2 separate regions of the Homo sapiens genome follow, and region 2 is linked to region 1. The links are chromatin loops, found by intact Hi-C in ENCODE. Cell type or tissue: heart left ventricle. All regions are shown on one strand. Links, peaks and the distances in the headings refer to the core of each region. The heading gives the core; the rest is flanking DNA. Region 1 overlaps MITF (melanocyte inducing transcription factor). Region 2 overlaps MITF (melanocyte inducing transcription factor).

Evidence for each region. Hi-C counts contacts between places; a loop is a spot of excess contacts. Peaks named below come from ENCODE experiments on the same cell type or tissue, not always from the same donor. Only the 100,000 strongest peaks of a DNase experiment are listed, where the experiment ranks them.
Region 2: it touches region 1 in a loop (2.4-fold over the local background); 6 of 110 quality-filtered maps call a loop at or near these places.

What each region holds. Positions count from the first base shown.
Region 1 is chr3:69,849,740-69,865,913 of GRCh38, forward strand. The region is part of intron 1 of MITF (melanocyte inducing transcription factor); the gene reads left to right. Among named protein-coding and RNA genes, the nearest start is that of MITF, 120 kb to the left of the region's middle. RefSeq lists a promoter at 14,337-16,174. In heart left ventricle, for the core only: a CTCF peak has its summit at 5,893 (motif pointing left); no DNase peak of the experiment used is centred there; H3K27ac peaks cover 1,893 bases.
Region 2 is chr3:69,767,804-69,783,977 of GRCh38, forward strand. The region is part of intron 1 of MITF (melanocyte inducing transcription factor); the gene reads left to right. It also overlaps the pseudogene RN7SL418P. Among named protein-coding and RNA genes, the nearest start is that of MITF, 36 kb to the left of the region's middle. RefSeq lists an enhancer at 1,614-2,813. In heart left ventricle, for the core only: no CTCF peak of the experiment used is centred there; a DNase peak (open chromatin) is centred at 6,418; H3K27ac peaks cover 1,376 bases.

The sequences.
Region 1 (16,174 bases), core at 4,014-9,013:
GGGGCCTGTTGCCTCTCCCTACTTTCCTCCTGTTTCCTCTTTAGCTCTTTTTCCTAGCATGTACCTCACCATTGAAGGTCCATCATCCCTGTTTCTTTGCCTGACTTATATACCTCTCAATCTTCAGGACTTCTTTACTCTGGGGTCTCTCCTTCGAATTCTCATAATATTTTGTTCTTATCTTAATCAAAACTCCATGCAGTTTGTGGTCAGCTAGTTAAGTATTCCAGGGATTCCTAACCTGTGGTCTGAGCAGTCAATCGAGTTTTTTGTGTCTATGCCTGTGTGAATTTTCTCTGAAGTCTGTAGTTTTCATATGAATCTCAGAAAAGTATTTGACCAAAAAGATCAAGGTGTTTATTGTTTATAGGATCCCCCACCCTCCCATAAGTAATAAGCTCCCAGAGGAAAGGAGCATATCATATTTATGTTTATTTCCCTAGATGGATATAATAGGATAATATTTTTGGAGTGTTCAGATGAATGAATGTAGTTACTAGTTAGACAATGAGGTGATATAGCCTGTGGCTTAAGAACATAGGATCTAGATTCCAACTGTGCCTTGGGTTGAATTCCTTCTTTGCAAACCGTTTGGCAAGTGATACAGTCTCTTAAAGTCTCATTCTCCTTATTGGTAAAAGGGATACTAAAATAATATTAAAGGTAGAAGGTTGTTATTGAAGATTAAAATAAGGTAATGCATATAAAATGCTTAGCTTGGGAATACATAGCATACCTTCCATAATTAGCTGCTATTATTATTACTTAAGAACCTTTTGAAAGGGGCCAAACAATGAGGTTCTCATGATTTTCCTAGTGACTATTGCAGAGAAACAAAAACCTGCAAAGGAAAGATTGTTTGCATGCTGCTTTTGAGTCTTAAAGACTTAGAACCGATGTGCTGTCATTAACTATGGTGCCAGGTGCAAGGCAGCTACCTCCTTAAAATGTTTTTCTTGGGCATTTCCATTCCCTGTGGCCTTGACCCTGGATAGACAGTGGCTCAGGCTCCCCAGACAGGCACCCAGAATGCCAGCTAATGGAAATTTTGTGATAGTCTGCCCCTGAGGATTTGGACATATGTTGTTTTGTGTCTAAATCAACAGAAATAAGTGCAGCTGTAGTTACCCCCTCTGCATAATCATCTAAGTAGCCTGTTTCTTTGCATGCTCATGGAGCCCCCAAGTGCTGGGCCCATCACTTGCCACCCACTCTGTGCATTGCAAATGAGTACAGTAGGTCAGATAAAAGGCAGAGGCTGGTTGGGCATCATTGCTGACTTACACAGCAATGATGAATAGTTACACATAGATCAAGACATAAAAGTTATTTATAATAGTCTGGTCACCAGGGTCACATTGGCAAGAAGGAACCTTTGGAAAGGTGCTTTGGTTGGATACTTCTGAACTCTGGCTCATTAATGTGTACCAAATATAGAAAAGTTAGTTTAAAATCTCTTTACAGAAAATATATTATGAGCTGGATTTTATTGACATAGGAATACTGACTTATACTTTTCCTATAGGTTTCTTTAAAGTATGTACCATTTCTTTTTATTATTGGTAATTGTGACCTTGGCTCAGTCATTTGCAAATTTTCTTTTTTTGGTATATCTTAAAAATGGATAGCACCTTTTATTCATAATTACCCCAAACTGGAAACAGCCTGAATGTCCTTATACTAGTGAAAGGATAAACAAGCTGTGGTTTATCCATACAATAGAATACTAATTAGCGATAGAAAGGAACAAGCTACCGATACCTGTAGCAATGTGGATGAAGGTCAAATGCACTTGCTAAGGGACAAAAAACAGACTCAAAAGCCTGAATGCTATATGATTCCATTTATATGACATCCTGGAAAAGGCAAAACATAGAAACAGAAAACTGATAGGTGGTTTCTGGGATTGGAGATGGGGGCTGTTTTGACTACAAAGGAGTAGCACAAGAGAGTATTTTGAGGTGATGGAACTGTTCTGTATCTTGATTGTGCTGGTGGTGACATGGCTCTGTGCATCTCAAAACTCGAACGGAAGGTGAATTTTAGTGTATCTAAATAAAAGTAAAAGAATAAAAAAGGAGATGAAAACATTTACCCAATATGCTCACATGCTCACAAAGAAATGTTGCTTTGAAAAGGCCGATATATGTAATTTAAATTTCATAAATTTAATTTAAACCTCACAAATATTTATTGGTGAGCTGCTATAATGCAGTGCTTTATGGGAAATCCTAAAGGAAATACTGATCCATGCACTCAGTAATGTAACCATCTCTTTCGGCAAACATATACAAACAATTTTAGGGTGATTTTAAGATTATAATTATATTATGGGACATTAGAGGAGAAAGAGGCATCTAGATGGGATCAAGGAAGATTGTTAAGAAAGTGAAGAAGGTTTGTCAAGGAATAGTCTTAAAGAATAGGTAGATTTTTAAAGTATTTTTAGTAAACTTTTAACTGAAATATAATATTCCCACAGAAAAGTATACACATCTTACATGCACTGCCTGAGGAATTTTCACCAGATAGCTAGCACCCAATCTCTAAGATAGAGCATCACTAGCACCCTTGTGCCTCCTCCTAGTCAACCCCTCTTCTAAGTATAATCACTATCCTGACTTCTAACACCATGGATTAATCATGTCTGGGTTTTATTTAACTTCATACAAATGAAATCATACAGCATGTACTCTCATATCTGGATTCTTTCGCTTAACATTATGTATGTGAGATTTATCCCTTGTTTGTATGTAGCAGTAGTTCATTCTCATAGGATATTCCATTGTATGATTACATCACCATTTATCCATTCCACTGTTGATGGGAATTTGGTTTGCCTAGAGTTCTGCACTATTATGAGCAGTGTTGCAATGAACATTATTGCTATATGCTTTTTGGTGAACACACATATAAATTTATCTGGTTTGGGTTAAGAAATGGAATTACTAGGTTATGAGGCATGCACATGTTCAGCTTTTGGTAGATACTGCAAACCATTTTCCAAAAGTCTTTCTGTGAATTTACACCTTCAGGAGCAGCATCTGAGTGTGCCATTTGCTCTGTTCTTCACCAACATTTGGTAATACATCTCCCTTTCATTTTACTGAAGAATACGTAGTGTTTTTTTGATAGGGATGGTGAGTGCATGAAGAGTAGTACTCCAGGCAAGAGAACACCCCAAGCAAGAGTGTACAGCTAGAGTTAGAGAATAAGTTGTTTATATTGGTTTGAATCATTACAATAGATAAGTCCAGAAGGATAAGTTGGTGCTTGATTGCTAGTCTAAATAAAACATTAAAAAAAAATTCATTCATTGTATAGTGATGAACCATTAATTTTGTGACCATAGTTGCCTGAAAACAGCAAAATCGTGCTTTAGGAAGTGTTATCTAGTAGTAGGTGTATAATATTTTGGGGGAAGTTGTCAGAACAACCTAGTAGTCCAGGCCAGAGTTTCACCATGTCAGAATATCTGTGAGAACAGAGATGGTGGTTGATAGATAAGATGTGATAAGCATCTGTTCGGTAGAGGGTTAAGGGGAAGGAAGAGTAAGAGATACCTCTGACCCTGGTGGTACCTTAGCCAATTATGCCAAAATTCACTATTATCCTTCTTAATGTCTTTAAAGAGTAGTTTATACTTGCCGTATCCATTTCTTTACTTCCCTATATGGCTTATTTTTTAACTTTTTCATTACTAACAATATTCAATATTATTATTATTAAATATATCATACATATAGAAAGCAATACCTGTCCGTTTAGTAAAGACCAATAAAATGAATAACCATGTGCCCACCATCCATCTTAAAAAATAGAACCCTCTGGAAGCCTCATCTTTGAGGCATTCTCCTCTTTACTCCCTACCTAGTTAACCATCATCCTTTTTGTTCTAATCACTCCTTTGCTTTTCATTACACTTTTAGAATCGTTGACTACATCACTAAACTATGCTTTGAACTTTAAATAAATGGGGTCATAAGGCAAGATTCTATGTGACTTCTTTTTTCATTCCACATCTGTCTTGATTTTATCCATGTAAAGGCATATCACTCATGTTTACTGATGTGTAGTGATGCATTGTGTTAATATTATTCCTCAGTTTATTGATCTCTTTCGTCTTTTTTTTTTTTTTTTTGACAAAGTCTCACTCTGTCGCCCAGGCTGGAGTGCAGTGGTGTGATCTCAGCTCACTGCAACCTTCGCCTCCCATGTTCAAGTGACTCTCCTGCCAGTAGCTGGGATTACAGGTGCACGCCACCACGCCTGGCTAATTTTTGTATTTTTAGTAGAGACAGAGTTTCACCGTATTGGTCAGGCTGGTCTCGAACTCCTGACCTCGTGATCCTCCCGCCTCAGCCTCCCAAAGTGCTGGGATTACAGGCGTGAGCCACCGAGCCCAGCTGATCACTTCCCTCTTAATCATTAATCCCTGGACCCACTGACCCTAATATTGTGGCATATGTGATAGACTGAAGTAAATCATGTATTGTGTCCCATAGACTTAAAACTTTTTGTTAATAATTTAATGTTTACAATGAGGTGGAACTACAGTTGTCCTTGGTATCCTTGGGGGATTGGTTTCAGGACTCCTTTGGATACCAAAATCCATGGGTGCTCAAGTGTCTGATTTAAAATGGTGTAGTATTTTCATATATCTTATGTACATCCTTACATATACTTTAAATCACCTGCAGATTAGTTCTAATACCTGGTACAACATAAATGCCATGTAAGTAGTTGTTATACTATATTGAGTTTTTATTTGTGTTATTTTTTATTGTTGCATTGTTTTTATTTGTTTGCTTTTTAATATTATTGATCCATGGTTGGCAGAATGTGTGGATGTGGAGCTTATGGATACAGAGGGGCTGACTGTATTTTGTCTTCTGTATGAAAGAGGTGCTTATTGTACAATAGAGTTTTCCAATCTGGGCAATATTGACCTTTGCAGCCAGATATTCTTTCTTGTGAAGGCCATACTGTGCATTGTAGGATGTTTAACAGCATCCCTGGCCTCTACTCACTAGATGCCAGTAGCACTTGTTTCTCTGTTTGCAAAAACCAAAAATGTCTCTAGACCTGTCAAATGTCCCATGGGGACAAAATTGTCCCTTGTTGAGGATTACTCCTCTAAAGTATTAAAATTCAGTGAAAAGGCAGTGAGTTACCATGACTGACTGGAGAGAATCACAGAAGTTACCTTCCTCTTAGTACTTCCCTGCTGCCCCATCCCAGCCCTAGGTTGGTGACTGTGAACAGTGGTATTTTTCTTTTGTCTTTTGGTAGTTGACTTTTACTGGTCCTGGAGACCAGCCCCCTCATGTTGTAAGCATGTTATCAGTTTTACCCCCCGCCCCCCAGGGACTACTTTTCTGCTCTCATGGTCTACATTCTGCCTACGTGTGACTCTCTTTGCCCTAAACCCCTCCTAATCCAGAGGCAGTCTTTATAAGTCCAAGGGAGATGATCATGCTCATTGCATTGCATTTAAAAATTGCTTCCATTTCCCATAAGCAAAAAAAAAAAAAAAAAAACACTTAAAGAAAAAAAAGTACATATCTTTTTGAAATTGTCAGTTTAAAAATCTATAATAATAAATACATGTTAATAAAGAAGTTAAATACCAATGAGTTACAAGATTTATATATTTGAAATACACATTTTATAGTATTATTGATACTTTGATATTAATTTAAGCTTAAGAGTTATAGAAAATGCTAAAATGATAGGGCCTTTTGACCTCTGAAATGAAAATTTAAAACATTTAAAGTATATTTAGTTAGCACACAGCTCTCCCGTAACTTTGTGTAATGATTTTTTTTTTCAAGTACAACACAAAACCTGCTCACGAATCCCAAAGCATTATAAAGCTGGCTCCATCTAGTGTATGAAGTACTATATAGCTAATACTGGGGGAAAAATTGTACTAGGAATCTCTTTTGGTACTTCATTATGAAATTAGATAACAACCAAAACAAAAATGGACTGTAAGCTAAATTTATGTTCCAGGAGATAACACAGGCCAGAGTGACCTTCACAGCATTAGAGGAGAGGTCTTTATATATCGAAGCATCAACCTGTAGCATGCCTGACATTTTGTTCTGACAGCCTTGATTTTTTTTGTTTTGTTTTGTTTTCCCCTGGGCTAGAGGTCTTATTTACAGGCACTATCAACAAACGCAGCATGTAACTTCCATGGTGATATTCTCAGTCCTACTTGGCCAGCTTCCCACTTTTTCTGTATGGAATCATATCTGAGAGTCATGCTCATTTCCCACAGTTAGTGAGAGATTGGGGCTGGGCTCACTTACTGTGATTTCAGAACCCTACATGGTTTTCTTTATCAGACTGAAATTCTTTGTAGCTATTAGCCTCTCACCACAATAGAGTGGGCCACTCTATCGGGGCTGTGTTTAATCTCGTTTCCACTGAAAGTTTCTAGCACATTCTTTATATCTCTCAATCAATGTTTCCTAAATTTTAGCTATTCTCATGCTAACTTCATTACTTTTGCTTGCAAAAACCACATGGAACTTTAAATATTACATGTTTTAAAGGAAATGTTATCATACATGGAAGCCACGAATGGAAATAGGTATTAAAATCAATATAATGAAATTGAAAGAAAATTGTTAGATTCTTGCTAGGTATATTGTCTGGACCGGCAGGTGTCTGAGGTCTGACCTGTATTGTGAACAAAGGGCAAGTGTTGAGAGATTGAAGACATATTAGCATCAAACAGAGACTTTCCTTAGATGGAAGAAATTTGAAAGGGCCCTTCTCACTGTGTGATTCCATGCTTAGTTAATGTGAAGTCTGTACATCTCTATTTGAGATCATCTTGTATCCCACACTTTGGGAACTTTTGCTCAAGATTTACCATGTTTCTCAAAGGAAGCCTATCATTCTCCCCCAAATTTCCAAAGACCTTGTTTCCCCTAGAAAGCCTTTTTGAAAAATTATTTCCTTTTTTGAGAACTTTCTTCTTCTATTAAGAAGTATAAATTGTGTTGATATGTTGGGTTACTTTTTTTTTCTTCCTTGTAATCTCATATTTTCTTAGTCTCTTTTCTAACTAGATTAAATTATTTGAGGACAAACATTGTTTCTTTCTAGTAAATGCCATTAATTGAATTCATGCTTGGTATAATATTCAGGGAAGTCTGCTTCATTCTCTGTTTTTTTGTGTGTGTTTTTTGTTCTGTTTTGTTTTTGTTTTTTTTAAGTCAGATCATCGTTAGAGGTGGCCAAGAGAAGCCATTATGGTCAATTAATTAATCATTTAACCTATTGGTGAATAGTTATTGAGTGCCTTCTCTGTGTCTGGAATTGTATGTGGTGAAAGAATGAAGTAGTGACCTAAACAGACATGGTTCATGCCTTTATGGAATTCAGAATCTAGTGTGGGGTACAGACAAGTAAAGAGGCAACTCCAGTGCAAGGTTCTAATTTTAGAATTAGTTTGCTTTTGTGTTCATTGGGTAGATTACAAAAACTTGGAACAGAGAACCATAGAGAGGAAAGTGTGGGCTCTGGAGTTTCAAACTCCAGACCTGTGGCACATTAACCTCTTGATTTTGCACAGGATACTCATATCTCAATCCCTGCCCCCCCCAGTTTCTTTCTTTAAATAAAAAAGATTTGTTTAATAATAAACATGGGGTATGATATGCAAATATGAGATACAGTTATCAGTGTGACAATATGATAAACAATTCTCCATGTCTCTTCTCTCCTCCTTCCTCTTTTTTCACATAAGGCAGAGACGTGATCTCATGGTTTTTTTTTTTCAAATTTTCATGTTTCTTTCCCAACACGCTAATAAATGAAAATGCAGTGATCTAGATCAAGTATAGGAACTAAACATGTTTGTTAATGGGAATATCATTGTAGATGGTGTTTAAAGGTTGCAAATGCATTCAATTTTCACATTGTCTGTTTAAATTAATAAATAATTTGAGCATTCAGCATTACCCCAGAACATTTTTCTCTTAATAATCATGATATATCAGTTATGCATCTTAAGCCTATTGAACAGTGCCTGGGACATAGGAGGTGCTCAATAAATATTTGTTTAGTGGATGAATGGATTTTAATAATTTTGACTCTTCCTTCTTTTATTCATGATTTTGTTAACATCTTTTAAAAATGAACCAATATTGTTTGATATTAGGAGCAAGATAAGCTTAAATTATGGTTTATATTATTCTCTATATCTGTATTACCAGCCTTACCTGTTATATCTGGCAGGTAATTAATATGTAGTAAATGTTAAGGGGAGAATTTAGTAGTTTTTTTAGGCATTATTTTTTTAAGAACACATGACAATATTTTAAGTAAGGATTTAATTTGTCTTTTATATTATTTCATGGTAATATTCATTGGAATTACAGACTATTAATTTAAAATATTGGTTATTTGAATATTTTACTATCAACATTAATATACACTTTGATTATAGGTAAGACTCCCTAGAGTGTCAATTAGATGCAGAAAGCTAATGTGCATTGAGTTTATTATGATTGATTAGAGTTTATTATGATTAATCAACAGACAGGAAGGATTTTTGTGCAAATATTATTTTTCTCATTTTAAATCCTGTTTGCTCAGCATAACTGTAACAGGATGTCATTAGTATGAGAGTAAGTTTTGAGATGCTTTAAAAGTTTGAGAAATTTGACTGTTAGCAAAAATTTAACATAAGGTGATTTATTTAGCATAAAGAGGTTTGATTTTTTATAGTTTTACTTATTTAAATACACGACTTCCTGTGTGACTCCTGGGTATGTTTACATAGAAAAAATATAAACAAAAATTATGATTGACACACTGAATCAGAGCAGAAGGTTTCCTGGACTAGAATTTGGTTTGTAGCTAAGACAACCACTGAAAAGACAGAGTTTGTTGTCTACTATCAGAAGTTACAGATACCATCAATATTTAGTCTTTAGTTATGCACTATGAATATATTATTCACAGATTTATCTATACCTTTCCTGAACTTACATGTATTTTGAATCTGGACTACCTCTTAAGATATCAAAATTCAAAACTACCTTAAGCATTGTCTCCAAATAATAACTTTTATTTGCCCTAGAATTTAAAGTTCTTTGAGGCTCTAAGGGCTGACTTTTCATTACCTAACAATGTTTTGAAATAGAGTCCTCGCTCCTTGTGTCACCTTGATTGAGTGCTATTTTTCTTGTACCATGTTAAGTACTTTTCATACTTTATCTCATTCAATCATAGTATTAATCTATGAAATAGGTAGTATTAATATTCCCATCTTATAGATGCAGATCTTGAGACTCATAAGTCGAATGCCTTACCCAGAGTAAAACTAGGATACGAAGGGTGGTGTGTGTGTCTGCATTGAATCACCACACTATCCTGTCTCCAGTTGGAAAAATGGTGCCATGTTTATATCCATAGGAGTGACACATTTATTAAATAGCAGACCTCTCAGAAGTTTGCTTCCCACAGGTTGAAACCACTGCCCTGGATCCTTACCACATCTTATACAAATTGGAGGTTTTGCACACCAGTGACTTCCATACCACCTTCCACAATGGCATCGTTGTCTGCAAGAAACAGTGTCTCTCTACCTTCTGCTCACTCTTTGGAATACAAACATTTAATTTATATGAATAGACTATAAAATCTAGATGGCAGAATATCCCTGTCTTCTTTATCTCAGTCCCTTCTTCTGGCTCCTCCTTGGACCAGAATGGATTTAGATGGTCCATGGAACTGCTGATGTCCTGGGATCTCCTAATGAGATGGAATCAAGGGAAGGGTGGGTTCATCTCAGCGGCTGTGAGCTTAGCCAAGGTGGTCCATGGAGGCCACTTCTACAGCTGAATTGCATGTTGCTTTAAAATATTATAATACCTTGACTCCTGCTTGGAAGAAGAAAGAAACTGATGTTGTAGATGAAGATGATGGTGATGCACTCTCCTGTTTCAATCCACAACACCCCTAAAAGATAGGCAGAGACATTCATATTCTTATTGTCCTTCAATATTTCATAACTTAAAAAAAGTTACTAACAGTAAAATATATGTCCACATTTTTCTTTTTAAATGAGTAAAGAGTTAACCCATAAATTGAGATAAAAACACCATGATTTTCAGGTGCTGATGTGGAGATTTTATTTATTGTAAAGTCATCTTGTGAATAACTTTGTCCCCCACACTGATGACGGCCTTATCTTTTCCTGTTTACTTACCTTGATAAGATAGTAAATTGCATTTTTACTAAATTTCTCATTTAAAAATATTATCAAAGCAGCATAATCTCATCAGTGTGTTCTCTCCAACTTTGTGTTGTCTCACCTACTCTGTTTATATTCTAGATTGTAGTTTTCTTATTGCAAATACTGGTTGCCATTTATAGATAACAAAGAAAAGCCTCTACATAACCTTTAATGCAGGAACAAGTATTTATTTTGAGATGAACACTGAGAGAATATCAAAGAGTTTAAGGTAAGGGATTAATCCGTGGTATTGATTATTATATTAAAGAGTCATGCTAATGTTTTATATATTTTTGTTTGTTAATTGCTTAAAAATTCACTTTAGGCTGGGCGCGGTGGCTCACGCCTGTAATCCCAGCACTTTGGGAGGCCGAGGCGGGCGGATCACGAGGTCGGGAGATCGAGACCACGGTGAAACCCCCCGTGTCTACTAAAAATACAAAAAAAATTAGCCGGGCGCAGTGGCGGGCGCCTGTAGTCCCAGCTATTCGGGAGGCTGAGGCAGGAGAATGGCGTGAACCCGGAAGGCGGAGCTTGCAGTGAGCGGAGATCGCGCCACAGCACTCCCGCCTGGGCGACAGAACGAGACTCCGTCTCAAAAAAAAAAAAAAAAAAAAAAAAATTCACTTTAGACAGAATTTGAGATGCCTCTTTGTAGACTATATTTTTATCCTCTGGACAGATTCTTTGAAACAGTTTTTAAAAACATTTAATTTTTCCTTCTGGATGTTTGTATAAATATCTTAACCATTCTTTAATAATGTTGGGCTGCATCCCAATCAGGTTTATGTGGGGTCATCTTAGTCTCTTCTTTATTTCCCTTTTCAACCTTGAAGGGCTTCCTTGGTTTCCGGGGACAATGAGCTGTCTTTGAGAGGATGCTGTAATATCACTGTTACAGGCAGATCTGTTCTTGGTAGGAGAAAAAAATAGAAACAGGATGAAAGAGATAAACGTGAGTGAGTGCTACTGCACAGTTATTTCTGCAAGTAGGTAGTCATTAAAAATTTTCTTCAGTCATGCTGTGATGGTTTCAAATTAGAGCCGCTGGACCAGTTCCTTGCAAATTTGTACCCCAATACTTTCTGCATGAAAGTGAGTTGTGCTCAGCCACTAAAAGCTTGCAAATAAAGAGTACACAGTTGTATATCCCATTTATGACTATTGACTTTCTTCATAATTAATTAAATGCTACCCTCAAATTATACTTCATAGATCCTTCCTTATCTGACCTTTTTTCATTTTTGTCAGTCATTCATGCATTCTTCTTTCCTTCTATCCATCTATCCAGCAAATATTTAAATACTTACTATGTGCCAGGCACTGAGAAAAAGGTAAGTACAAGGAACCTGCCCTTAAGAACACAGGACAAATAGATAAATAAAAGGATTACAAGTTGAATTAAGTGCTATAAAAGAAAGAAGCTTGCTTCAAGAGCACAAAACAAAAGGAGATGTTTCTTCTTTAGGAAGGATGGTCTGGGAAGACCTCTCTGAGGAAGAAATATAAGACCTGCAAAACATCATCTGCCAGGTCAGGAGGCGCCAGGCCAGGGAAGGAGTTGCAGAGGAGAGAGAAGAGGGCTCTAGCATTCTGTCCTCCCTGTACCCTCTTCCCATTGGCATGTGAGTGTGAGTCTTGGGTTTCTCTGGAGTGAACGCCTGGAAAGCAGAGCCTCTTGCATCTTCATCCTTGTCTTCCCCATGGCGCTGAGAACAGTGCCTCTCACACACATGCTGGGAAAACTAATAAATGTTTGGATTGAAGGGCCTTTCGGTGGCATGTGACTTTTCCCAGAATGTGAGTGTGAGGCCATCTGGACAAAAGAGATGTGTGTGTTACTCTTGAGAGTACTTTGTGAGTTTCATTATTACTTTGATGAAACTCTTTAATTACCCCACAATAAGGCTTTCATTGAACATTCCACATGGATATTTTAAAGAATTAAAATGTATGAGTAACTTCTTTATTCAATAAATAAAAGGAGCTTCCATTCTTGAGTATTTTCCTGCCACTCTTAACAGACCATTTACATAGATAATATTATATATAGCTATATATATTATAATGTTATATTATATATTAGTGGTTTCTAGACTTGACTTCACTTTAGACCCCTATGAGAATCATTTTTTAGAAACACAGAATTCTAAACCATACCCCTGCAGAATCTCACTCACTCATTTGTTTGGGGAAAGATCCTTGAACTTTATACTTCTTAAATCTCCTGTATTTATTTTAAGGAGGTGGGGTAAGGAGAAGGCTCCTCAAGTGCTTCTGATAGGAAGACAGGTTGGGGAACCATTGGCTGGGATCATAATGAAACATTCCAAGACCAAGTAGATGCTTCTTAAATTGTGTGTAGTTCATGGGCCAACATAGGACCCAGCACATAGTAAGCTCTCAAGTGTTAACTGTTGTGGGGCTATTGAGTAGAAGTATGAGTTTACTGGAAAGAAAAATGACTATCAAAAGAAAGAATATAAGAAAATATGGTGTGCTCGGGCTGGGCAATAAAACATTTAATGCCTAAATAAAATAAGAAGAATTTTGAGCTATGATAAAACAGTAGCATTACTTTTCTTCAGCTAAGTCTTGGACAGGATAACAAGTAAAATCCCTTATCTCTTTTCTAACCTGTTCAAAGCAGTGATTGAATTTTTCCTTCCAAAAAGATTCTGAAACCCAGTTTAGCTTCCAAGGAAAAAGTTGGCTGTCACTTGGATGGTTGATTACTTTAAATCCCATTTTAGTTAAGGTTCAGCTTTTAAAGGGTCAGTAAGAATTCTGATGACTGTAGTTGATTTGCTGCAATTTAGGGCAAAGAGTAGTACTTATTATTGCAGAAGCACTGGAGTACTGGTGATGTTTTTATTCTGCATTTTGTGCTTAGTTTTTCTGATATTATTTTTTCCTCCCCAACCACACTACAAATTCTTAGTCTGTGTTTAAACTTAGGATTTGGGTATCTCTCTCTATCTCTCTTTCCCTCTGTGTGTGTGTGTGTGTGTTCATATGCATATACATATATGTATACAAACTCAGGAAACACATCTGAATAGTACAGATGTGCCCAAGACAGTTGCTTACATATTACGTTGATTCATTTTAAAGATATTCATCAAGCCATGGACTGTTTATTCTGCTGAGTTCTAGGGATACAACATTAAACCAAACGGACATGGTTCTTGATATCCAGAAGACATGTGTTCGTTAATTTGGGTGATGACTTGAGGAGCAGTATTTTAGTGCTGGGAAATGCACGTAACATCTCATGAATTTTGTATATGGTGGCCTGTGTTCATATTTAAGCCAAGCTTTGGTCCATTTGCTAGTGGACGTTTCATTGCTGTATCCAAGAAGGTTCCCTTAGAACTGTACTGTAAGGTAGATCTTTCTAAAGTACTGGTGTAAATTGTCAATAGAAATATTTCTTGAGGCGGTGGATTGTCCAACATAAAAAGTCAGGTGATGTTACTGGCTGAACCTGCCAGGGGAATATTTGGCACCACATTATGTCCCCTTCGGGAAGGGCTGGAATTGATACCATTGGTTTCGTGATCAATATTTGAGAACTCATGGAGGGTACAGATTTTCCCTGTGTGTGAGCATGTAATAAATCAGAGTTTCAGTTCTAAGATGTACCCGAGTGCCTTGTAGGTTTACTCAGCTTTAAATAGTGCCTAAGGTGAGAGAGAAAATCTGGCTTGAACTTTTATTTATTTTATTTCATTAAAATTTATTTTTAAGAGATGGGGTCTCCATTGCCTGGGCTGGTCTTGAACTCCTGGTCTTAAGCAAACCTCCCACTTCAGCCTCCCAAGTAGCTAGGATTACAGGCATCTGCCACCGTCCCTGGCTTGATTTTTTAGAAAATTATCCCTTAAAGTTTCTGATATGGTTATTCCCTATCCTTTCTTTATTTCTTGCTCTTCCACTTTCTTGATTTTTCATTTGTTTTTTTCACTCTGTCTCATTTCTCTTAGTTCTCTAGATTGGTCAATATTAATACAGGACAGGTAGCACTAACCATGATTATAATTGTAAGAGCTTTTTTAAAAATTGAGCGTTTATTATGCATCAGAGACAATGCTGAACACATTACTTGTCATCTCTTTCAGTTCTAACAATAACCTATGGGTAGTCACTTATTTCTCCTTTCTCAGGTGAAAGAACTGGGGCCCAGAAAGTTTAGAAAATTTGTACAAAGTCATAGAATTAGTAAGTGGTGAGATTTGAACCTGGATAAATAAACGTCAGAATCTATGTTCTTGATTTTCATGCCAAACTGTGCTAGAGGCAGGAAAAGAGAGGTGGGATAGGTTAGTAAGATAAATAGTGTAACATCTTAGTCATCTGTTTACCCCAATACCTGGTACAGTACCTGGCATGTAGAAAGTGCTCAATGACTGCTGTTGATGAACTTTCTCCTCTAATCGTATTTATTGGTCCTTAGTTTTACGAGCAATCTGCCCACTTTTCTCCACTTTGCACATCTGCCCTTCCCATGAGCTACCATCACCTCCTACCAGGACTATTGCAGTAGCTAACTCTGACAGTTTTCTAGTTGGCTGTCAACATAGCAACCAGAGAGACCTTTCTAAAAACTCAAATCTGAGCTCATCGTTCCCCTGCTTGCCATCTCTCTGTGGTTTCTTGTTCATCTTGAAACAGAATCAGTGACCTTTCCCTGGCCTACCAGATCCTTCATGGTCTGGTCCTGGTCACTGTGTAGGTCTCACGGGCACCATGTTTTTCCTTCATACTATGTCCTTCAGTGATAGTGAGTCTGCCTGCCAACTTCCCACCTCATAGTTCTTACATATGTTGTTACTGCTGCCTGGAAAGCATTTTTTCTATACTCCTCCTCTCCCCAACTCAGATCTCAGACCAGAAGTCCCTGCCTAAGGAAAGCCTTTCCTGACCCTTAAATTTTAACTTTTTCACCTCTCTGCAGCAGTTATGACATTTTTCATTACATATTTATGTGATTATTTAATATGTGTTTCCCATTAGACTGTAAACTCCACGAATTTACACAATGCCTGGGACACAGTTGGTGTTCCATAAATATTTATTGAACAAAAGAAAGAAAGAATGAATAAAATGAGCAGAGAATAAACAGAACCAGAAATAGTTTGGCCGAGACTCCTGGCTAGATATTTCCTAGCATTAGAGGGAAGTTAAAAAAAAAGATAATTTCATTATATCACGTAATTTGAGTTTGATTATGGCTGAAGAGGTTGCATTATTTTCCAACCATTTACTTTGGAGATAAATGTAGGCACAGAGAGGTGAAGTAACTTGCCCAGTGTATGCAGCTAGTCAGTGTCAGATGTCTTTGTTATGACCTTTGAATTGTGTGTAGGGAGAAACATACATACAATATTTTCACAACTCTGTAGGGCATCTTTGGTGTGCTGAGTCCTGTAGGAGCTGCATGAATATTTGATAATATTGATGTTGTCATGTCTGCATTTTAAAGTGTTTTTTGAGAACATGTATTGCTGTTTTTTCTTCTTGTATACCAATGTGTTCAGAATTAGATTGGATGACAGTCTTAAGAATACACAGTTTATGGCCTAACGATTTGTGTGTCCTGAAAGATGGTGGCCATAATTAGGAGCAGTTTGTGTTTTACTTCCACCAGAACCGGGCAAGGACAACCCTCCTAATATTCTTGGGGTCTGAGGGTAAGGAATGCTGTTTTGGATCTCTAGCCTGTCAGCAAGGAGGGCATATTCAATTATCAAGCTCCAAAAATGCCTGTGCACAGATGCAAAACACCTAGAGTTGTGTGATGAGTTGATGCCCGAGAGCTCCCAAACTGAGAGGGGACACAAGCAGTTCCACAGTCCTCCCTCCTAGATTCTGTGACTCCAGTAAGTGTTGACAATTCACTGGTATGTGAAA
Region 2 (16,174 bases), core at 4,137-9,136, 82 kb before region 1:
GCCAGGGCTGGTGTCACAGAGGCCAGTTAGGATGGTTCCAGCTGAACTGTCTTTGTGAGGAACGATGATACACATGCATCGTTCAGCCCTGAAGATAGGTTGTGATTGCAAGAGGGTAAAAACCTTGTTAAAGATTTCAAGGACAGTGAGGACAAAAGTAAGGCTATATGTAAACTGCTTACTGCTGACAATAAAGTGACTGCTTGTTCATTTCTTTATCATGTAGGTGGATGCCTGTTCTGTACCAAGCACCTGGAAAATACAATCATGTGTAAAGTAGACATGGTCTCTGCCCACAATCAAGCAAAAAGAAAATGATTGATTACTAAGTAGTCTTTATAAGGTGCATGAGCAAAATTCTTAGGGTCCATGCTCTCCACAGATTCCCCTCCTTTCCTGAAGTTAATTTATAGTCTGACAACATGTTCTCTGCTTTCTATAGGAAATTTTGGAGGATAAAGTTAGATAAGAAGATAAACCTCAAGGTCTGTGCCTTATATGGAGCATGCTTGCATGTACACACACAGACACATGCTCACATACACACCTTCCTCCCCTAATAAAAGACACCTGTCTTCACTCCATAGATTGACAAGCATCTAGAATAAGGCATATGAGGATTCCCATAAGTAAATCTGCTCCAAGAAAAGTTCTAGATATCTTCTCATATTTTCTGAACATGATATTTTACATGGAAGAATCCGGGCTGTTGAGTTCCTGATCCAAGAAGAAAAGTCTTCCATACATAATTTGGCTTTGGTGGCTGCTTCAGATTAGCCATTCTATCTGTGTTCCAGGTTATTACCGGTGTTTGGAATTCATGTGCAGAAGCAAGAATTTGCCTTGAGGCAGCAAGACTGGTAGACACTAGATAAGTGGCTTATTTTAAAGTGATGTTTTGGTACAGAAATGGCAGTAACAACAAATTCCTCCCCCTAATAGAAATCTTCCTCACATTCCCTATCCAACCCAGAATCATTTATAATAATGTGGAGTCAAAATTCAGCTGAATGGGTTTGATACAAATTCCTAGGAAGCCATTGTAAGTTCAAGCACTGTGTTTTAAAGATGAAGCATTCAAATTTATTAGGATGGTAATTGCAGCTGATGTAGGTGGGGAGGGCATGTGTCCCATTTTGCATGATTTGGAGAGGCAATAGCTTGTTGAGACTAAAACTCTGGAGTAGGACTGTTCTAGGTTTGAATCTCAGCTGCACTGATTGGTGGCTGTGTGAGTTTGGGCAAATCACTAAGATTCTCTCTTCACCTGTAAAATGAAGTAGTGGGTAAGCATGTAAGTCCTTTGTTAAATTTGCCAAGGTTTGAGTCTTTGTTGTACTACTGTATGACATTGAGCAACTTGTTCTCTTTATATCTTGGATTTCTTATCTGTAAAATAATAATAACAGTAATAATAACAATAATGATGATGATAATAATAATTATGGTCCCTACCTCATAAGGATGTGGCAAGAATTAAATGAGATTATGCACACATAGGGTTTTCATCTTGGTAGTCTGGCACCTAGTTAGCACTCATATCTTACTCAACTATTTTTCCTGCCATCATTATATTGAGCTTTCTAAAAATTATTATTTTTTGACTACTTATTTTGTTCTTTCTGAAAGTTAGGGCTTCACAAAGTGTAGTCGTTGCTATGTGATTTCTTTTTTTTTCCTTTTTGATACGGGGCCTTGCTGTGATGCCCAGGCTGGAGTACAGTGGCTATTCACAGGTGCAATCCTAGTACTAACCAGCACGGGAGTTTTGACCTGTTCCATTTCTAACCTGGGCTGGTTTACCCTTCTTTATGCACCTTGGTGGTCCCCTAGGAGGTCACCATATTGATGCCGAACTCATTGCACTCACCAGATCAGCAAAGTGCACTACAGCCCGGAACTCCTGGGCTCAACTGATCCTCCTGCCTCAGACTCCTGAATAGCTGGGACCACAGGCATGTGCCAGTGCCTTTTCTTTCTTTAAACTGGAGACTCAATAATGCAATTTCTGAATTTGGGGCAGAGTTGCCAGATAAAATCCAGAATGTCCAGTTAAATTTGGATTTCTGATACAGAATAATTGTTTACTATAACTTTGTTCTAGATATTTCATGGGATAGCGAGACTAAAAAATATTCTTTATTCATCTGAAATTCAATTCAACTGGGCATTCTGTATTTGCTAAATCTAGCAATGCTAGTTTGGTAGTAAAACATACTCCTTTGCCCTCTCATTCATTTTTTCACTCAGATAGATATTTGTGTATGCTTATAAAAATGCAGTGAACAACATCCTTGGGGCATAAGTATAGAAATAGTTTCATAAATTTGAAAAAAGATTTCTTAGTATCTCTGGTAAATCTACCTCCTAATTCCTTCTCCCTGTGTAAGCCATGGGACCATCAAATTGAGATTATGTTGATACTTGAGTATATAGTATGATGTTGCTTGAAAATTCTGAAATGTTCTAGTGTTGCTTTTACCTAAAGGGAATGATTAATGGTGACACATTAATGGGTATGCATTCCAGAGAATCCTGAAAGCTTTGTCATTTTTGAAGGAAATTACCTCATTACTTTTAGAGTCACCTATCCAGGGTAGGTTGGTCCCTGTGGTTGACCTGGTTTTCCAAGTAGGAAAATAAACACTTCAATGGTTAGGTTAATAACTTGGAGTGATTTTGTTGTACTTACAATTCAAGTTAATTTTTAAGTAGGATTGGTCTTTAAGCTACTAGACTAGTTGGAGACTCTGAGAGAATTGCATTCTAAGAGTGAGATCCTTTCAATTCAATCAGCATTTACTGTGTATTGACTGTGCAAAAGCAACTGCATATGAAGAGAGAGGAATTTAAAGTGTTTTGAGTTCCTGCTCTCAAAAACCTTAGTGTTTAATGGAGCACGAAAGCAAGAAGCAATTATGACAAAAGGCAAGATAAATAAGGTCAAAATTGAAGTCTAGTAAAGCTAGGTCCCAGGATGGTTGAATGTAGGAAGTGGTTAAATCTGGAGGCCAAGTAGAGTAGGAATGGCTTTTATTAGGACAGGTTTCTTTGAAGGTAATATGTGAGAGAACTATTCAAAGATAAGAATGATTTCATTTGGGAAATGAAATGTTCTAGGTGTGGGCTTAGCATTAACAAGTATCCGAAGGTGGCCACATTTTGAAATGCACGTGTTACTTAGACATGACAAAAATATATACAGCACCACCGTAACTGACAGCAACCGCTTCTCTCATGTGTGACTGTTTATGATCTAGAATTTCCAGATCAGAAACTTGATTTTATGTAGGTGGACCTGGATTCATTCCATGTTGGTTTCCTAAGTATTTATTGTGCACCTGCTGTTGCTATGTATGAGACAGCCAGAGAGACTTGGGCAACATTTAGGAATTCTTTTAGGTGGTCACTTAAACCAACTGAAAGTTACTCCGTTTAAACATGGGTTTTTTTTTTTTTCCTGAAATGAACACTTCCAGTGAGCTCTGATTTAAATTGGGCAAAATCAACAGCAAAAGAATTCCATGAGAAGCATCTTGTCAGGCGCTCTGACTTTGAGTATTTGCTTAAATGACTTTACAAGCCAGCTTAACTCATTTCCTGTTGGATGACACTTGTTTATTAAACTTGGCCCAAGTCAGAGTTAATAGCCTTAATGGTTTTGAATGGTCCCAAGTGATTCTCCAGCAGTGTGTCATTAGTGAACGGGGAGGATTCTACAGATAGGATGCAACACACACATAGCTGCTTCAGCCATCATAGATTTAAGAGAATACCTATAGCCCTCTTAAATTTAGCTAAGGAAATTGAGAATACTGGAAAGTAAGTGTTACCATTGCAGTAAATGCTAAAATATTTTTCAACAGTTCTAGTAGTTTTCCTTTTTTGTTTTTTTGAAATACTTCCATGTGAAATTAATGCCATTTAAAAATGGCACCAGCATTCAGAACTTGAATCATCCCAAATTCTCTAGCAAATGAATTAAAATGTGACATGGGGTTCATGTTGATTAACAGATGTGTGTAGAGAATTGGACTGGGTAGCCTGCCATCGCGATGCATGCTTGATGCATGAGAGGGATTGCTAAGATTGGGAATGGAAAACTTTTCTACTTTTCCATTTATGTGTGTGTTGGGCTATAAAGCTCTAAATTAGACTGGAAATTGGTGATGCATTTGGAGATCGTTGGTTTTTAATTTTCATCAATTAGGATTGATGTATGTCTTTTAAGTTTGGACAAGTTGTTCTTTGTGGATGATTTTGCTATTTCAGGTACTGGTGGGGTAAGAGTAGCCTGGATGCAAACCTTTATTGGGTTCTTAAACATGAAAGAGCATAAACTGCTTATGTTAGTTTGGGTCTGGTTGAATGTTATTAATTTTTTTTCCTTGATGGCCAGGCCAAATATTATGTAGTTTTAATATCTACCCTTGGTTCCTACTGCCTTATTTTTGGGCACTCTTAATATCTTCCTTTATATATCTGTCATTAAGTTATAATTGAAGCTTCATGTTTTATATTTAGAATGGTGCATGGAGGCTCAGCTGTGCCAGCCATTCAGGCCTAATGGCAAATGTTGGTTCATGCCAGAAAGTTTTTGGAGTCTAGTCTCTTTTTTGGGATGTCCAATCTAAGCAAACCATCCTTTTCTGTCTTAAGCTGAGGGGCACAGGGAAGCAATTTAGAAGTGATTTCCACTTCTGTGCATGTGACAGCATCTTGTTTCTGATAAAAATTATTTACTTGCTAGTTCACTCTTTAACCCAGAGAGTCATGCAGCCTTAAAAGGGATTGCTTTGACAAGTCTTTATGTCACTTCATTCCTTAGTTTACTGACTTCCATGCGGAGTATCAGTGAGTGTCAGTTAAAAGTGGGTACATAGTGATAGTAGATGACACCCATGCCACCAGCTGCTTCCTATGGGCTGCCAGATGCTAGCAAACGTTTCACAGCTCTTGAATTCTCTGGATTTGGGCCACTCTTGAACTCTATCCATCAATCCATACACCCACTTATTGAGCTAATATTTATTGAGGTTTTACTATGTTTCAGGAAGTTGTCTAGGTATGAGGAATACAGCAGGGCACCAAACTGTTGAAAATCTTTGTATTCATGGAACTTACATGGGCAAGCAGATGTAGAAATAAATATGTGAATGAGTAAAATGCATAATATGCTAAATGCTGGTAAGTGTTATAGAGAACGATAAAGCATGGCTGGGTTTGGGGTGACTTGTAATTTAAAACTGAGTGGACAAGGACTGCCTCACTGAGAAAATGACATTTGAGAAAAGACCCAAAGAAGATGAGGGAGTCATGCCAGTATTTGGGGGCAAAGCACAGCAGACAGAAGGAAGAGTAAGTACATAGTATCTGGACAGGAGTGAGTCTACTTCAGTAACAGCATCATGGCCACAGCGGCTGGACCAGGCTGAGCAAAGTGGGGAGTTCCAGGAATGGCAGGAGGTGGGGTCAGTGAAGGAATGGGATTGGGGCAGAGGCAGACACTGTAAGGGTTTGCAAAGACTTTGCCTTTTACTCATTAAAAATTGGGAGCCGTTGCAGATTTCTAGCTAAAGGAGTAGCATGATCTGATTAATTCAGGTAGCAGCCCAGTGTGGTGGGGGAAAACAGGGGTCTGTGAATTTGGAGATCATGTAAACCACGGTTTTGTCACTAGGTAGGGGCAAATAAATTCAGCATCCTTAGCTTCAATTTTATTCCTTCTTATAAAACAATGCTTGTGGGTTGGATAGTTTTTCATGACCTTCCAGGTTTTGATACTGTTACCCTGGATTAGTTGCCTTCCTGTGAGTATTTCATGTGTATGGCTGATTACATTTCTCCTTGAGTATGCATAGCTGGACCACAGATTTGTAAATTATCTTTCTGTGCTTTATTTACTTAAAAAATTTTCCATAAACATCTCAAATTGAAAACTATGAAGCATTAATACTTCTATATATTGATGTTAAAGGTTGCTTGAAGGCTAAATGGTAAGGGTAAACACAGATTATAAGCTTTATCACTAGCCTTAATACTATTTTTTGTTATAGAAAATAGAATTGATTTGTAGAGTATTGCACTGAGCTATCAGTTGGGATACAGTGATAAATAAGACACAGCGTCTTAAGGAATTGAGTAGGAGGAGAGATTCCTGGATAAGACAGTAACTCATAAAGTGTTGTTAATGGAGGAGACAGTCCTGGTTAAGACAGTACCCTACAAAATGGTGTTAATGGCAGAAAAGAGGGCCAGAAGCCATGACTAGGTGCAGGCCCATGGGAGCACAGGCAGACTAATATTCAGGTATGTCTTCATACCAATATCCTTTAAAAATGTTTAATATTTTCAACAACCAGTTAGACCTAGTGCCACACATGCTAGGAGGTGCCAGAGGCCTGGCAGGCTTTCTTCTACAGCCCTGAGCAATTTGGCTCTGCCCCAAAGTTGCATCATGATGTTTGGCACACCAAGGTCTGGTAAGTAACTCTTATTAGAAGATGGTTTAGGGACCGTCTTTTATTATTCAAGAATGTCCTTTGGACATCTTAATCTTCTCCCTTCCACCAGAATATTTCTTCTACTTCCTGTGATGTTATAGTGCTCCTTCTAGACTGGTACCCCAGGTAGCAGGATGGCTAGTCAGTTTCTGTATTTCCTCTGTGGAGAAGTATTGCTTTAGTCTTACCTTGTCTTCAGGCCTCCAGTATGAACTCTGTTGGGAGTCACGTGGAGCCCTAGTCATTTTATCCACTGACGCAATGTATTCCTTGTGTTCTGTTAACTGGCTTCTTGGGCAGCCTAGGAGTATTCTAAGTTTCCAGGTCAAAGATTCTGGAAGCAACTTTCCAAGAGGTAGAAGGGCTGCCACTTTCCCAGACTTTCCCCTTCAACTGAGGCTCCCTGTGTATGTTGGGGTGTGGGGTGCTAGAGGCCTTGCTGCTGAGGAAAGTTGCCATGGTTACCAGCACCGTGGCTCTCGGAAGGAGGAGGCTAGCATGTTAGCACCTCAGCTGTCCTGTGGTAATGCTTAGGGGGCAAATGACCATACCAATGAGCACTGTTAGAGCTGGAGGGGAAACTGAGGTTCAGAAGTTGACGCTGGAAACAGGAACCAAGAGCCCTTGACTTTCACATTGCATTGCTTCCTTTCAGTTATTTTACACCTCAGGCCTTCACACACATTCTTCCTGCCATCTTGAACATTTTCCTGCCATTCTTCTGTTTTCTTTCTACTCATCCTTTAGTCTCCACTTAAAGGTTGCTTCCCAACCCACCTCCTTGCCCCTCATCTGAATTAGGTTACCATGCTTTTCTTTTATGGTTTCCTAATCTTATCCTTCATGCTGTTTACATAATTATTCTATATGCATCCGTATGTTCAGTGTTTGTTTCCCTACTCCAAAGGGCCAAGGAGCACAGCTGTTTTGTTCTCCATTTTATTCTCAGAGGTTAAGCCAGGCTGTAACACAGATAGGCAGTGTATGACTCCATAAGTGAAAGGGTAAATGACTGGAAAGAAGACTGGTTTTCTCTCACCTATTTATGTGAAATGTCTCTGCCTGTCTCAGCTGAGGGTAACAACTGTTATTGGTTTTGTGTATTATTGAGGATACAGAAGATGTGATTCTTGTCTCTAACATCACCAAGTCTGTGGCCTTCTGGAATTTTATTAAGGGTTGTCTCTGCAAAAACCAAAACCCAATGATACACACAAATCAGCATTCTTTAATTGGTATAGGCTTGACACGAGGGGCTGTGATTTGTCAATTTATTTTACAATATTTGCATTTTTATTTCTTAATTCTGTTTCCAGAAATGAGCTTTAATGCCATTTGGATCCCCCATTCTTTTTATTAAAAATGAATAGAGAAAATACCACTTTTCATTAATAGGATTCATAATCCTTTTTTGGAGGGATTTGTTTTGGCTTGTGTAATGGAACTTTTAAGAGGGTAGGCATAGAAAACTGACTGGGACTCTTTGTAGAAGAAAGAGCAGAGTTACCTACTGTGTGTAAAAAAGAAAAGCAGGAACAGTGGACTTTCTTTATTTCTAAAACTAAACTGCCCTAATTGTTCATATCAAAAGATGGGCTTTTCCCAAGCTCGGTTGGCATTTTTAATTTACAGAGAAAGCGTGCATTGTTTTGCAGTGTGCATTGCGGTTACATTGGCTCCCAGAAGATTAGCTCAAAGGTATCTATGAATAGTCACACCCTAAATTATATGAACTGAAGAGTTTTAAAGAGGTGGAAAATCTGATGCATGCTATTTCCCAGACATTCATGCCTTAGGAAAATAACTAGGGAAGTGGGAGAGTGAAACTTAGAAGTTGCTACTTTATATTCACCAATGTGGCACTTGTAAACTGTGTGACCCTGGGCCACTGAATTAACTTCTGTAAGCCTCAGAATTGTAAAGTGGAGATAAAAATACCAGCTACCTTCAGAATTATTGTGAGGATTTCATGAGATAATATATGAAAAGTGTCACAATGCCCAGCACATTATAAATGCCTTATAGGTAGGGGATAGTACACTACATAGGATAATAGTTAAGGGCACAGACTCTGGAGGGCCTGGCTTCTGAATCCTGGACTTGCACTCAGGGGTGGGGCCATCTTGGGCTGGTTACTTGACATTTGCGTGTTTGAGTTTCCTCATATGCACAATGGAGATAGTAATAATACCTGCTACATAGGGTTATTATGAAGATTAACTGAGTTAGTATGTGTCAAGTGTTGATAACAACTTGTGGTTCATGGTAAGTGCTATATATACGTTTGTTGCGATGAAGAAGTCTGGGTCTTGCAGACAGTTAGTCTGCAAGTTCTTGAACCAGACTTCATAATGTACCAAGTATGTTGAGCTTCAATTTTCTCTTTTTGTAATATGCGGATGATTCTAGTTATAATGTCAATTTTTATGAGAAATCGGTGAGATAATGCATATGTAAAGTGCTCAGCATAGGATTTGGAACATGGAAAATACTCACTACTCATAGCAAAGACTTTTCTTGTAATTGCTACTACCATTACTATGATTATTTCCATTATTTTTAGTCCTACTATGAATATGCCTCTGGCTTATATAGAACTTATATTCGAAGTGAATTCCACAAACACTCTGTGGAAATAAAAAGGATTAATATGTAGAAAATAATGTTGAGAGTAATGTTACTGTTGGTGTATTTCTATAAATGGAGCTGTTTCAGCAAATTGAAAAATATCCAGTAAAAGTCTTATAATCATGCATTTGCAATTTTGCAGATCACAAAAGATCAGAGTTAGTCAGGGTCAGTGTTGGGTGGACAGTTTTATATTCATGGAAAATGACTCATAGGAAACATCAGGAACTAAAATTTCCAAAATAAAAAAAAATTAAAAAGTCATCATATAAACTGTGTTTAAGTCAAGTCTATTTCCTATCTTAACTGAGATTATGTTCATGGAGTAAAGTTTTGACATGGTCTAAATTTCAATGTTATATCTTGTTTGTGGCATCACTGGAAATGAATAAGTCCTGATTCCAGTGATGGTAACATTTTCCACTTTAGTCATTTGGGTCATTGTTGCTACAATATCCATATTTAAACCTGTGTGTTGTTTTGCAATATATCTTTAAGTTCAACTTCCTTTTTTGTTTCAAGTGACTAGGGAAGAAAAAACAGTGATTATAATACAGAGTACAAATGATGTTTGAGAAAAGCAGGGCTTTGAGTAGCATTGGTCCTGAAGTCCTCTGTGTTTTAATGAAGGGTGGGAGCTTGCACTGAGAAGTCAGGTGTGCAGAGAAGTGCTAATGGTCGCATCAAGGCCTGGATGTCAGATCCTTTCAAGTCAAAATATGGAAGTGCTGATGAAATTCCTAGATTATATGATCTAGAAGGACAAGTCAAGTTATCCCATCAAAAATATATGGGGGAACTTCCGCTAGGCATGTGCATATCTCTGATAACAGTATGCCATGGTTGGAAGGCGGGAACCTGGAAGGGAAGATAAATTCAAGTTCAGTATCACTGGGGCCATAGAATGAAGTACTTTTTAAGCCATGGTAAGAAGGGTGGGCTTTATTAGAAGGCCAATAGAGAGGAATGGAAAGGTTTTAAGTGGGAGGGAGGGCATTCTATTCGTGTTACTGAAAGATCACTCTGGCGGTGCCACAGAGAATGTATTGTAGGAGATGGTGACAAAGAAAACCAATAAGGAGCAGTGTAGGCAAGAGCTGGGGTCACTCGGGACTTGCCTGTGGAGATGGAGAGGAGGTGGAGCTGAGAGATATCAGGGAAGGAGAATCGTAGGGTGGGTGATTCGTTGGACTTAAGTGGTAAGAGAGAGCAAGGAGGGAAGGATGTCTTTTAGATTTCTCACATGGGCAGGTGGTTAGAACAATGGTGCTGTTCATGGAGATGAGGCTCTTGGTAGACAAAACAGATTGGGGAGGATGAATATTAATTCTTCCTCCTATATGTGGTAGAGTAGATGGATGTTTATGGGGTATAATAGATGAGTATAGTCATTTGACTGTTTTAGAACGAGTCTGGTTCTTGGGGTAGAACCTGTGTTTCAGTCAGGTTTGCATTTTCAAGCATGAAATTAAATTGCCAATTAACAGTTGTGTAAACAAATAGGGATTTATTTATCTCCATACAAGAAGCCCAGGGCTCTGTAATCACTGCCGTTGTTTAGTGGCTCCATGATGTCAGAACCAGCATCTCAGTGATTTGTCTTGACTTTTTTCTAATATTTGTCACCTCATGGTTGCAAGATGGCTGCCGCTCCTCTGGGCATCACAACTGCTTTACACTTTAAGAAGAGTGTAAATCAAGAAGGGAGAACAAGCTATGATTTCTTATTAACATATACAGTATGAAGTGTGCTTAAAGTTTGACTATATTTTTCTTAGATACCTTCTAACACATATAGCTCTGAGTAGTCTTTAAAGTATGTTAAATACATTTTTCCCTGATTAAAATTCTCAACTTGCAAAAACCATTTTTTTTTCTCTCAGATTTATTCCAAATCTTCCTTATTACTAAATTCTCAGTGGACCTCTCTGGGTTTCGAGCAAGTGCGGAAAATTCCATTTGGTGTTCGCCGGCTGATGTGCAAGTAAAAGCAGGGAATGTATGATGGAAAATGTCATACCCTTTATGATGACTTTTGATCTGTGAAGAATATAATTATTCTGTGTTTAAAACTACAGAAGGGAAATGTTTATTCACTCTTTTTGAAGGTAACATTATTCGGGGTATCATGAAGTGCAAATATTTGTCCTTTGCTGCAGTTTAATTCAAGATAGTCTCACCACCTAATGTTTGCAGAATTCTGTTGGTGACTGTTTTAGCTAACAGTCATTCTGAGGCATAGCAGAAGGTGCAGAGATTTTTGGAAAGAGACATCTCAAGGTGTACCCCGATGCTGTGTGATTTTCTTTAACTTCTCTGAACTGGTTTGTTCTGTGAAATTGGGTGAAATTGGGATAAGAGCAGGAGACAGTCTTTACATCCTTACTACAAACATACACAAAAATGCCTCTGAAACAAGGGTGGCTATGACACACTGAAGGTGCAAGTTAAATATGATGGGGTGTGGAATAGGGAAAGATTAATTTCTGCTGGGAGATATTGTGAACTCCATGTTGGAGAATGCAGAAGATTTACAGGATAATGGAGGATGGCCCCAGGCTTATCACACACATGTAGTGTGCAAAGTACATTAGAAGTTTTCAGGATTTACTGTTTCTGATAAGGGTCAAAATGAGGAGACCCTTGAAATTCTGGCTGAGCGAGCTTGAACTTTGTTCTGTATGTGATGGGGAGCAACTGAAGACTTAAAAATTCACGGAAACTTAATGTCGATAGAAGTGAAATTGGGGGTCAAAAAATATATATAATTAAAATTAAAATTAAAATTTTCATTTTGATATAATTATAGATTAACACACAGTTGTGAGAAGTACTGAGATATCCATGTATCTTTTATCCAGTGTCACCCAGTAGTAACATTTAGTATAATTCACAACCGGTAAATCAACTGAAGTCTTTTAAAGGGAAATCCATGATATGCTGAAGTCTGTGTTAAGTGGGTTGTCCTAGTAGCTGTGGACTAGAATGGATTGGAAAAAGAACATGGAAGCTAGGACACCTTTGGGAGGCTCTTGCAATAATCTGAGAGTAGGGGCATAACAATAGGATTGGGAAGAAGGGATATTTGGCAATATGGGGCTGATAAGAGAAGCTGATGCTCTGTGTAGTTGCTCAACAAAGAGGTATTGAGGGTCAGCTGTGTGCCATGCAGTCTGGTAAGTACTATAGGGGTTAAAAGATGATCTAATAGAGACAGGGCAATGCAACTGAAGGAAAATGGGCCACGTGGAAACGATGTTAGGCTGGACGAGACAGTGAGTTCTGTCTAGAGGGATAACTACTATTCTACCACTGGTTGTTACCATTTGTGACTATAGGTCCGGTGTGGCTGGTGTTTTGATTTCTTAGATGCCAGAAATCTAAATTTCTTTGTGAAATCTCTCAATTTTTAAATGTTACCTAATATAAAATTACAAAGAAGATGCATGCCAATGAGCAGTCATCTGTGAGCTAGATTCACCCTGTGGGTTCTTTGTTTTCTTGATGGAATGTTTAGAGCTTATTTCAGTTATCTATTACTGGGTAAATTGAGTGGCTTAAAGAGATAACTGTTTTATCTCACATAGTTCTGATAATTGACTGGGGAGCAGTTTTCCTGGTCTAGCTTGGGGTCTCTCATGGAATTGCCATTAGATGATGGCTGGATTTGGAGACATCTTGAAGCCTGCCTTGGGCTCTAAGATGGCTATAACTTTCTCTTTCTCCGTTGGTTTCAGGACCTCTTGTGGCCTCTCCATGTGGCCTTTCTAGCAGGGTAACCAGACTAATTAGATGTTAGCTCAGAACTCCTTATAGATTGTTTCAACAGGGAATAAATAGAAGCTACTAGTCTCCTTAAGGCTAGGTCCAGAGTTGCTAGCACATCACTCTTGCCACTTTCTGTTAGTTAATGCAAGTTGCTCCAGACCAGATTCACTGTGGGAAGGGACTGCACAAAGCATGAATGATGGGAGGCCTTGTCCATTGGTGACCATCTTTGGAGACAACCTACCACTGAAATCAAGATGTCTAGATATTGGTGACACTGTTTATCAAAGGTAAATGAGGGACATAGCAAATTCTCCTGTTTAGCATTCATGTTACTTTGAAGTTTTTAGAAAACCACATAATAGTGAGTTTTGTTTTTTTTTTTAGTAGTAACTGTGATTCTGGAGAAACCTGGTTGTTAATACAGTGGCTTCCTTTGGAAGCATAATTCATTTGTAGCTATTTGGTGTCCAGTTCATTAAAAAATAATACTATTAAGTGATAAGACAGATCTTTTCTGCTTTGGGTGAGCATGTTCTTTTCAAATACGTGACCAGGTTGTTAATGTTGGGTCCATAATCATGTATCTTTTCAGAAAAGAGCCCCTCAGATAAAGTCTGTTACATAAGACTTCCAAATGTTTATTAGCCTGAATACATGCAACTAAAATGTACTTTATCATGGCGCTTTTTGTTCTCCTTAGACTCAGAACTGGCTGCAAAATTTGCAGGTCCCAGTGCAAAATGAACATGTGGAGCCCCTTGTTATGATTGTAAAGACGACACCAGCGAGCATTAAACCAAGCCCAGGGCCCTGTGCACCTGCATAGATCTCATGCCTATGAAGTCATCCCTGCTTAGATTTTTGAAAACGTGTACAAAATGTGGGAGTATACTGTATTTTTCCGATAAAGGGCCATTAACTCTGATCAAATTCTCATTAGATTTTGACACCCCCAAAGGTTGGTCCTACTGCTTATGCAAATAAGAAAAGGGTGAAAGCTCTATGTTTAACAAGATCTCTGTTCCCAAGCAGTCCCTGTACCTCCTAGCCACAGCAGCAGGTGTTGGCAGGCGTTAGTCTGAGCTCCCTGCTGTTCAGGCTTTCTGAATTTGAGTGATTCCAACACAGTTAGGAACAGCATATCTCTTGTCGAAGGCTTGGCATGCTTTTTTCTAAATGTACTTTCTACCCCTTTACTGAGCTCTGTTCCTGAAGGATCCAGAATAGATTGCCTGTCTCGTTGATGAGTTCCTAAGTTCATTTGGAACAGACACTAACACAGTTCATTGCACTAAAGATTTAGGGTTCAACATCTCCAGAAGGTAGTTGATAGACTCCAGACAGGTTTGCAACATTGTACAACTGCAGAGAGCATGCTCAGATCATGGCCTAGGAATGGCAGCCCCTGGCATTGTGCAGTGCACAGCCTGAGTGGCTGTACACAGAGGCCCTGCCCTATAAGAATCTCAGTCTGCTATAATAATTTAGAGAGGTTGTTGTACAGCTGACTTTTTAAATAAGGCATGAGCCATTTTGAATTACTTGTTTGGCCCCCTGACCTGTGGCTTCATAAGCTCTTAATTTTTGTTTATCATCTCTATCAATCAGTGGATGCCAAGGCCAAATTAGCCCTATACCCATACACCTGACCCTTATAATAGAATAATAGTAGCTAACATTTATTGAATGCTTATTATGTGCTAGCGACTCTGCATGCATTATCTAATTTCATCTTCACAACAAGTCTATTAGTTGCTGTTATTCTTCCATTTAATTGATGAGAACACTGAGATTAAGTGTGGTTGTGTGAGTTACTCAAAGTCACAAAGCTAATTAAGTGATAAGCTGTGACTCGAACCCAGTCCTGTCTGATTTCTAAACCCAAGCAGCATTACAGAGGGTGTGTTTTTAGGGCAATGTTTGCACATGGCAGTATTCTCTATTTGAAGCTTGTTTTATTGTAGGCCATTTCTTGCTTCTGGAGCATTCCCTGATTAAATATTCTCTACCTATACTTATTTCTCAGGATTTTTAGTTCTTTCAAAGTAACCATCAGACCTTTCATAAATTTTGAATATCCTTTATTACTATCTACTTCAGTAAATCTAGGAATATTTAATCTCTTAATTGGAGTTACAAATGGCAAATGCTGAGGGGATTATGTTCTAGGTGAGTGTTTTTGTTTTGCACATGCCTCAGAGAACATAAAAATTAACACATTTCCTTAACAGAGATGAGAATAGAGTCCTAAACATCACCAGATAATTTCCTACTAGTGATAAGAAAAATTATTCTCATCTAATTTTTACTGCTTTCAGTATAATGTACTGTAGGATGAGAGGAACAGACCAGTTCCCTTGATAAACACCTTTTGACCTTATTCCATCCTTTCCAGGAGGTGGAAATTCTGATTTTCCCTTGGAGTGATATTCCAGTTCATTTAATGCATGTGAACAGACAGGTTCTTTTCCAGGTGTGAGAACAATACTGGTTTGGAAGTAGAGACCTAGGTATCCTCTGACAGATTGTGGGGAAGTTGAGATACCTGAAATTACCTTTTGCTTGGATGCTCCTTGTCTCTCTTGCCCATCTGTACAGTATTAGATTTCTAACAATGTGATAGACTCTTCTAATATTCCTAGTTATTCTTGACTGATAGTTTTTGTTGAACAAATAGAAAAGAAAGGTAAGGGGCTTTATCTGAATACAGAATACTTAGTCAAGTGTTTGTATGTGTGTGTGTGCACGTATTCAAAGGAGATATTTATATATGATATGTAGGATATATATATATATATAATTTATATATTTAATAAAGGAGATTATTTCTCTTTTATTAAATGCCAAGTTGGGTTATGTTGCTTTCTGCACCACAGATAATGACTAAGGACCTACTTACTCTAATCGAATGATCTGCCCAAAGACTAATGGTATACTTTATTATACTTATTTGCAAGGTTCTGATAGAGGATGTTTTAAATTATCCAGAATATGTTTTTTTTTGTTCGTGTATGTGTATTTCTAAAAGTGGTGTTTCACAAAGTGTAGTTTAAGAGTTACCTGTGTCAGGGTCACCTGGGGATGTGTTAAAAATAGGAATTCCTGGGTCTTTGGACTCCAGCTGTCTCTACTGATTTGAGGTTTTCAGGAATCTGCATGTCGCTCAGCTTCTTTGTGATTTTTGTCCCACTATAGTTTGAGAACCATGGTCTGAAATGTGTCAGCATAGGGATAAAGATTCAACTTAATTTTGTCTTTTTTTGTTCCCTTCC